Linked DNA regions of Homo sapiens: region 2 is linked to region 1. Evidence: read pairs that join two places in POLR2A ChIA-PET (ENCODE). Cell type or tissue: OCI-LY7. All regions are shown on one strand. Links, peaks and the distances in the headings refer to the core of each region. The heading gives the core; the rest is flanking DNA.

Evidence for each region. Peaks named below come from ENCODE experiments on the same cell type or tissue, not always from the same donor. Only the 100,000 strongest peaks of a DNase experiment are listed, where the experiment ranks them.
Region 2: POLR2A ChIA-PET joins it to region 1 with 5 read pairs; 4 of 35 experiments call an interaction of 5 or more read pairs at or near these places.

Annotation. Positions count from the first base shown.
Region 1 is chr12:51,188,285-51,192,668 of GRCh38, reverse strand. It overlaps POU6F1 (POU class 6 homeobox 1), which reads left to right. Exons shown (of 11, transcript NM_001330422.2): 9 at 198-339; 10 at 905-1,073; 11 at 2,077-4,384. The coding sequence ends at 2,422. Among named protein-coding and RNA genes, the nearest start is that of TFCP2, 17 kb to the right of the region's middle. RefSeq lists an enhancer at 3,624-3,833 and a silencer at 4,204-4,343. In OCI-LY7, for the core only: no CTCF peak of the experiment used is centred there; DNase peaks (open chromatin) are centred at 2,488 and 3,878; H3K4me3 peaks cover 626 bases; H3K27ac peaks cover 1,600 bases.
Region 2 is chr12:51,066,850-51,071,233 of GRCh38, reverse strand. It overlaps CSRNP2 (cysteine and serine rich nuclear protein 2), which reads left to right. Exons shown (of 5, transcript NM_030809.3): 4 at 3,265-3,561. It also overlaps a transcript of LETMD1 not described here. Among named protein-coding and RNA genes, the nearest start is that of CSRNP2, 15 kb to the left of the region's middle. RefSeq lists an enhancer at 1,303-1,803. In OCI-LY7, for the core only: no CTCF peak of the experiment used is centred there; no DNase peak of the experiment used is centred there.

The DNA of each region.
Region 1 (4,384 bases), core at 81-4,080:
CTTCCCAAAGTGTTGGGATTACAGGCATCAGCCACCATGCCCTGCCTAGTCTTGTTTTATGATAGAGCCCAGGCGGGAATGTCCTGCATGCGTGAGGATTTCATGTCTGTTTTTGCCCTGCCTCTGGTCCACCCAGGGATTTTAACTCCCTGAGCCTGGCAGAGGGCAGCAAAGGCTTGTTGTCTGTCCTTTCACAGGTGCAGCCCATCCAGCCCACACCAACCGTGCCCCAGCCTGCTGTGGTCATTGCCAGCCCAGCTCCAGCCGCCAAGCCATCTGCCTCTGCTCCTATCCCAATTACCTGCTCAGAGACCCCCACCGTCAGCCAGTTGGTGTCCAGTAAGTGGCTCCTGGAGAAGTAGTGTGGAGAAGTGGGGAGGCATTTATGTGGGCACCCAATCTCTTCAGATGCTGCTTTCCTTGATATCCTGGGGTCCAGAGGGGAAGGGCAGAGGCCCAATATGAGGGGCTGGCTTTTTTATTCCCATTCCTGTTGAGGTGGAGTTTGGGCACGATGACAGTGGAGGCTGTCAAGCTGGCTGGCTGGCTGCTTTTTGGAGAGGCCGAGCCATGGGCTGTCTCCGCTATGGTCTCTCACCCAGTATTTGAGGAATGTGGGTGACCAACAAGTGTGTTTGGGGCCAGGCCTAGGGAGAATGGGGGAGGGTGAGCAGTTAGAGCTGGAAGAACTTGAAAATAGCTCCTTACCCCTGGAGAGGTTAGTTTAGGCCCCTTCAACTCTTGCTTGTCTTGGGGACAAAGGTGATAAGAGTCTTGAAGGTGCGTGAGCCTTTTCCCAGGTGTCCTCACCTCTCACTACTGCGTCAGTTCAGACCAATGAGCCAGATAAGCAGGGATGGTTCCCATGTTACACACTCATCCCTGCTCCCTCCCTCTGGCCTAGAGCCACATACTCCAAGTCTGGATGAGGATGGGATCAACTTAGAAGAGATCCGGGAGTTTGCCAAGAACTTTAAGATCCGGCGGCTCTCGCTGGGCCTTACACAGACCCAGGTGGGTCAGGCTCTGACTGCAACGGAAGGTCCAGCCTACAGCCAGTCAGCCATCTGCCGGTGAGTAAGGCTGCCCTAGACAGGATTAGGGCCTGCTCAGCTGCCTGGTGCCACCGGGCACTCATGGGAACCTGAGCACCGGCCCCTTTTCCATATGCCCCCTTGCTCCAGCCTTTTTCCAGATAAGGAAGACCATCTTAAGGGTAGATATGAACACCTGGGGCAGTCAAAGGCTGACCCTGTCCTTCTGAGGTCCTCTGAAGATTATCCTCCAATCCTGGGCATTAATATGGGTCTTCTTTGGGGAACCCAAGACCCTAATCCACTGAGGAATTCTAGCAGGAAAGGAGTACAGCTTATAAAATTAGTCACCAAAGTGGGAACTTCCATTCTATGTTGGCCCTTAACTGTAACCCACCATACCTCATCATGCTCCCATCTCCCCTCTAACAAGGAATGACTGTAAAGTAACATAGCTGAGTTTTCTGTAAGCAGCCTACAAACTAGTTTTGGTGCCAGGAGGGATAGAGTTTCAAACAAGAATAAGCGCATGGCTCAGGGATGGCCAAAAGGTTTCATCTGCCTGCCAGCTCCATAGGTCAGGCTAGAGTGACCTTTAGAGTGCCTCCAGCATCCTGTGGAGAATCCTGTCACCACATCCAGCTCAGCCAGAAAGAGCAGCCTGACTTGTTAGTGATGCTGCTATGGGAGTGTGACTGGAGGCCTCCCAAGGTGACTCCTCAAAAGGACTTCATTCATTTAGGGGAACGTTCTAGAATGGTTGTTTGTAAGGCAGTTGCACTATTATTATTCCACTACTGACTGAGCCGAGGCCGTGGGAATGGTTTCCCTGTTAGGACCGGGCACATCAGAGGGTCTGAGGAGTCTGGGCTTGGCCAAACTAGAGGGGTCTTGGTGGAGGTGGTGAGGGGAGCACTGGGTACAGTCTCACCAGCCCCTAGAGGAGCGGCCCCTTGAGGATGGAGCCTGCACCTAGGTGCGGGGTGTGCCAAAGAGACCAACATGCTCTCACTGCCTCTTCCTGGGTATGGGTTGCCCACAGGTTCGAGAAGCTAGACATCACACCCAAGAGTGCCCAGAAGCTAAAGCCGGTGCTGGAAAAGTGGCTAAACGAAGCTGAACTGCGGAACCAGGAAGGCCAGCAGAACCTGATGGAGTTTGTGGGAGGCGAGCCCTCCAAGAAACGCAAACGCCGCACCTCCTTCACCCCCCAGGCCATAGAGGCTCTCAATGCCTATTTTGAGAAGAACCCACTGCCCACAGGCCAGGAGATCACTGAAATTGCTAAGGAGCTCAACTACGACCGTGAGGTAGTGCGGGTCTGGTTCTGCAATCGGCGCCAGACGCTCAAGAACACCAGCAAGCTGAACGTCTTTCAGATCCCTTAGGGCTCAGCCCCTGGCCCTGTGTTCTAGCACTTTGTCCATTTCCCGTGGCATCCGGCTGCAGCCACTGCCATGACAGCACCTGTCATTTTGCCACGTGCAGCTGTGCTCACCCCAGGTCATCAGACTCCACCGTGTGCATGTGCATCAATGTCCCTCTTTTCTCCCACACATCTCACATCATGGGGAGGCCAGAGGGGGCCACACGAGAGCTCCAGGCTCTGGGCTGGTCACTCCGAAGAAGAGGATTTGTGACGTCACTTAGAGAAGCACCTTGCTAGCATGGTTTCTGAAGGGTGAATTCTGGTGGGGAACCAGAAACTCCCTGTCTTTGGGGCAGGGCTAAAGCAGCTCCTAAGGACCACTGGCCATTAGCTCTTGCTTTTGATGGCATTCTCTTTCCACCTTGTCTTCTCCTTTGCTCCTCTGTGTTAGTGTGGCAGGTATGACAACTCATCCAGTGGAAACACAGCCTCACACTGCCCTTCCGCCCCCCACACTTTGCCTGCAGGTGCACCGAAAGGACCTGGGAGATAAAATTCAAAAAAGTGTGATGTGCTGCTCAGAAGGTCAGACTCCATGTCTGCCTTGACCTCAAGGTCAGAAGGTTCCCAAACCCCTGGGGCTGGAACATGGGATCTCCTCTTCCACCTCTTCCTGGTTCCTTTGCGGGGAAAATTGCACTAAAACAGAACCTTTTCTTAATCCATGTTGGAAGGAAGCAACAGTGAACTCTACCTGTTCTGGAGTTCTCCTGGGTCTGCAGAAGGTTGGGAATTTAGAAAATAAGGCTGTTCTTTCATATTTTAATTTAATCTCTGTCAATGGCCATCCCTCCCACAAAAAAACGTGGGTTAAGAGAACTTGCAGACTGGATATGCAAGCAAACGGGCAACTCTGGAGAAAAATAAGGAAAGGAATGCTGACTTTCTCTTTCTTTCTCTTGTCCCCACACCCATTCCCAACCCAATACTGGGGCCTTCTCAAAAGGAGCAAATTAAACAATAAACCAGACAGCAAGGCCCTGGGGGAAAGGACAACATCCTGAAATAAATGATGGAGCCCAGGAAGGTCTCTTGTGGAAGTTGACTTAACTCTAATTTTCTTTGTAACTTTAAGCCTTGGATACGGGAGGAGAAATCTCATTTTGTCGAGTCTCAGACCATGTCTGTGTGTAAGCAATCCCCACAGTGTCCTCTGAGCCAAGGACACCCCCAGATCAGATTGAGTTTTGCTTCTAGACGGGGTAGCTATGGTACCTTGGGGGTTAGCTCTCATCCAAGCTGTTAAGTGAGTTTCCAGCCTCACTGTGGCTGGAAAGCCCCTAAAATTCAGTATGTAACTCCAGGAAGTCAGGAGAGAACTGAGATTTGCCTAGATGACCACAGGCTTGCGGTGTAGATTATCCCTAAAGGGCCCCAAGTCACGGGGGTCAACCACCCCTGTCTTCAGTACTCTTATCCTTACAGAGGCTGGTCTCTAACAGCTGCCTCCAGTGGACCTCCCATGATCCACCCTGAGGGAAGGACCGTCAGCTGGGGACACATCACCACCTCTGTCAGTCACTGGTGCAGAGCCACCTCCTAGCCTAGCTTCCTCTGGTGTCCTGTTTCCTTTCCCACTTACTGTTGGTGCCTCCCAGGCCCTGCAGTGCCAGCGTGGCCACCCTCTTGGTAGCCTGGCCAGTAAGAGGAGGACAGTTGTGTGCTGAATTAGCACACGCACGTGCAGCGCGCACAGACGCGCGCACACACACACACATACACGCTCTGCTGCATTTGGACAAACCATGCCTGCCAGAGTGTAGCAGAGGTGAGGAAGCAGGTGGGCAGCTTGCCTGACCCAGCTTTTCAGGAGAGCGTGTCTCCAACAGAGAGTCTCCACACTCTAGTTCAGGGTTATCGACCTGCCTCAATGAGATGACAGACTCATTTGGGAGGGGTGTTGCAAACAAGTTTTCAGTGA
Region 2 (4,384 bases), core at 316-4,315, 120 kb after region 1:
GGCTGGAGTGCAGTGGCGCAATCTCGGTTAACTGCAACCTCCGCCTCCCAGGTTCAAGCGATTCTTGTGCCTCAGCCTCCCTCAACTGAGATTATAGGCATGTACCACCATGCTGGGCTAATTTTTTTATTTTTAGTAGAGACGAAGTTTTGCCACGTTGGCCAGGCTAGTCTCGAAGTCCTGGCCTCAAGTGATCCACCCGCCTCGGCCTCCCAAAGTGCTGGGATTACAGGAGTGAGCCACCATGTCCGGCCAGTTTTTGTAGAGATGGGGTCTTGTTCTGTTGCCCAAGCTGGTCTCGAACTCCTGGTCTTAAGCGATTCTTCCACCTTAGTCTCTCAGAGGTGCTGGGATAACAGTCATGCGCCACTGCACCAGGCCTGTTTTTTAGCTCTCTATAAGGGAGGCAGTTGGTTTCAAAAAATGTACATTCTGCATCTCTCATGTACCATCTAATGTTTGTCTTCCTTTGGGGTTGTTCCAGCAGCTGCTTGGTGTTCCGCAACTTTAGTTAACTATAATTTTTCTAATATTTTTATTTCATTTTTTGTATTTTGGCCTGTTATCCATATGGAACTCATTATCATGAATAGTATACATTGGGAATCTTTTTTCCCCCAGAAAATATCCACTTGTTCCAATACGATTTAATAACTAGAAGACTCTTTTCTCACTGATTTGAAATGCCACTTCTATCTCGATATTTAAATTCTCACATCTATATGAGTGTCCTCGTGTTACATCTCTAATCCCTTGCCTATGAGAGGACAGCAGGAGGGGGTATGCTTAGGGGGAGGTCAACCCTGGAGATGTAGACAGGAGCAATCCTGAGATAAACAGAAAGGCCCTTTGTAGTTGGCCTGCCTAGTACCGAAATCACTGACTAGGAAACCTCCAGAAGCCCCACTTTACTTCTCTTCATTTCTCTACCACCTCCCCCACAAACAAGAAAACCAGGTGTGTAGCTGATTACCCAAGCCCATTGCATCACATCTCTCCCAGGAGTTGTTCCTTTAGCAGCTCTACTCTGGTTGTCTGATGAAATCAACCAAAGGCTCCAGTCACGTGGCTTTCATCCTGCTAGCAGCTTCCAGAGCCCCAGGGATTATGAGGCCTCATTTTCTTGAGTTCTCTAGTGAGTTTTCAGAACTCTTTCAGCCACGGCTTGTCTTCAATCTGTCCTTCCACCAAGACTCCCTTTCTTGGCTCTCTATCCATCTCAGCCCAGAAAACCCAGATTTCTCGGTGGCTCACGCCTGTAATCCCAGCACTTTGGGAGGCTGAGGCGGGCGGATCATGAGGACAGGAGATCAAGACCATCCTGGCTAACACAGTGAAACCCCGTCTCTACTAAAAATACAAAAATACAAAAAATTAGCGAGGCGTGGTGGCAGGCGCCTGTAGTCCCAACTACTCGGGAGGCTAAGGCAGGAGAATGGCGTGAACCCAGGAGGCGGAGCTTGCAGTGAGCCGAGATTGCAGCACTGCACTCCAGCCTGGGTGACAGAGTGAGACTCAGTCTCAAAAAAAAAGAAAAAAAAGAAAAAAAAAAACCCAGATTTCTGCCTGTACATAGTACGCTCAGTATTATTGATACCACCTTTCCTCACATACAGCTTTTCTTTGAAGTCAAATAAAAAAGGATTAGGCCTGGTGCAGTGGCTCAGGCCTGTAATTATAGCACTTAGGGAGGTGGAGTTGGGTGTATCAGTTGAGGTCGGGAGTTCGAGACCAGCCTGGGCAACATTGTGAAACCCTGTCTCTACTAAAAATACAAAAATTAGCTGAGCATGGTGGCAGGAGCCTGTAATTCCAGCTACTTGGAAGGCTGAGGCAGGAGAATCACTTGAACCCAGGAGGCAGAGATTGCAGTGAGCCGAGATCATGCACTGCATTCCATCCTGAGCGACAGTGAGACCCTGTCTCAAAAAAAAAAAAAAAAAAAAGAAAGGAGAAGGAAGCCGGGCACGGTGGCTCATGCCTGTAATCCCATCACTTTGGGAGGCCGAGGTGGGCAGATTACAAGGTCAGGAGATTGAGACCATCCTGGCTAACACGGTGAAACCCCATGTCTACTAAAAATACAAAAAGTTAGCCGGGCGTGGTGGCAGGTGCCTGTAGTCCCAGCTACTCGGGAGACTGAGGCAGGAGAATGGCGTGAACCCAGGAGGTGGAGCTTGCAGCGAGCTGAGATCACGCCACTGCACTCCAGCCTGGGCGACAGAGCGAGACTCCGTCTCAAAAAAAAATGAAAAAAGAAAGGAGAAGAAATACATTTTTTCTCGGCCAAGGGCTTTCTTTAATACCTGTTAATATATTTGCTTTTTCTCCTTACAGTAGAATGAAGCTCTTTAGTGCATGCACAGATAATTGTTCACACTGTGGGGATTTGGGTTCATTGATTAAGACCTGGTAGCCTTTTACTACACTTTAATTTGCCCTTTTTTTTTCAAGAAGGTAGTTTTGCATTCAGTGGGTGCAAGTTGAAGGGTGTTTCACATTTTTCTGTATATCCAAGGATCATCCAGTCATTCACATACCTTTTCCTCTCTGTGTTAGAAGGCAAGTGAGTGTAAATTAGGGGATACATGTCTGGAAATAGACGGTATGTTTGTGGAAATAGATTTTCGTGTAGGAGGGAAGATGAGACGGGTTTTTGAGAAGCTTGGACCCAGAAAGGTGATGGTACGTAAGATTTCCCATCTTCCCACTCTGGATTTATTCTTTTGACTTGTGCTAGTGAATATAGCAGCCAGTAGTCACATACGGCTATTCAATTAAAATTATGTAAATTGGGCTGGCACAGTGGACCCCAGCACTTTGGGAGGCCGAGGTGTGTGGATCACTTGAGGCCAGCAGTTCAAGACTAGCCTGGCCAACACAGTGAAACCCTGTCTTTACTGAAAATAGAAAAAATTAGCCAGGCTGGTGACTCACGCCTGTAATCCCAACTACTTGGGAGGCAGGAGAATCGCTTGAACCCGGGAGGCGGAGGTTGTAGTGAGCCAAGACTGCACCACTGCACTCCCGCCTGGACGACAGAATGAGACTTTTGTCTCAAAAAAATAAATAAAATGACAGTTTTCCAATTGCTGCATTTCTAGTGCTCAGTAGCCACATGTGCTAGTAGCTGCCATCATTTTGGACAGCACAGATATTCCCATGATTGCAGAAGGTTCAAGGGACAGTGCTGCTCTGGGATGGTCACTGAGGAGGTGCATGCCGCTCATGTCTATGAGGCTAACCTTTCCTGTCTCTTGGCAGCTGACCAAGAATGGGACAGTGGAGTCGGTGGAGGCTGATGGCCTGACGCTGGATGATGTGTCAGATGAAGATATTGATGTGGAAAATGTGGAGGTGGATGATTACTTCTTCCTGCAGCCTCTGCCCACCAAACGGCGACGGGCCCTGCTGAGGGCTTCTGGGGTCCACCGTATTGATGCTGAAGAGAAGCAAGAACTTCGAGCCATCCGCCTGTCACGGGAAGAATGTGGTTGTGACTGCCGACTGTATTGTGACCCAGAAGCGTGTGCCTGCAGCCAGGCTGGGATTAAATGCCAGGTCAGTCCAAGTTGGCCTGAGATAGTATATCTACACCAGGGTCAGCGGGGTGAGGTGTGGGTGCCACTGAACATGGGAGGCCCATTCAGGGGTGGATTCCCTATGGTTGTGAACACTCTCCAGTTCCACAACCCTCCTCCGTCAACAGAGTAAGCAAACAGCACACGGCCAGGCATGGTGGCTCACACCTCTAATCCTAGCTATGTGGGAGGCTGAGGTAGGAGGATCTCTTGAGTCCAGGAGGTCAAGGCTGCAGTGAGCTGAGTTCACACCAGTGCACGCCAGCCTGGGTCACAGAGTGAGACCCTGTCTCTTAAAATTTTTGCAAAGAAAACAAGCATGACAGGATTCTTAGGCTGTGGAGGTATCTCATCTTTTTTTGTTTCATTTCTCAGAGGTGATAAGAAGCAGCTGTTAGGAAAGGGATGAAGAGGAGTTAGTACATTTAACATTTAGTAAATGTTTCCTAAATACTGATTCCTAAACAGTATTTCCTAAATACTGTTTCCTAAATACTGATTCCTTGAGATAAAAGGAAGCAGGACTGGGCATGGTGGCTCACATCTGTAATCCCAGCACTTTGGGAGGCCGAGGCAGGCAGGCAGATTGCTTCCCAGGAGTTCGAGACCAGCCTGGGCAACATGGCTAAGCCCCATCTTTACAAAAAATACAAAAATTAGCTGGACATGGTAGCATGGGCCTGTAGTCCCAGGTACTCAAGAGGCTGAGATGGGAGGAGGATCACTTGAGCCTGGGAGGCATAGGTTGCAGTAAGCTATGATTGTGCCACTGCACTCCAGCCCGGGCGACAGAGCAAGACCCT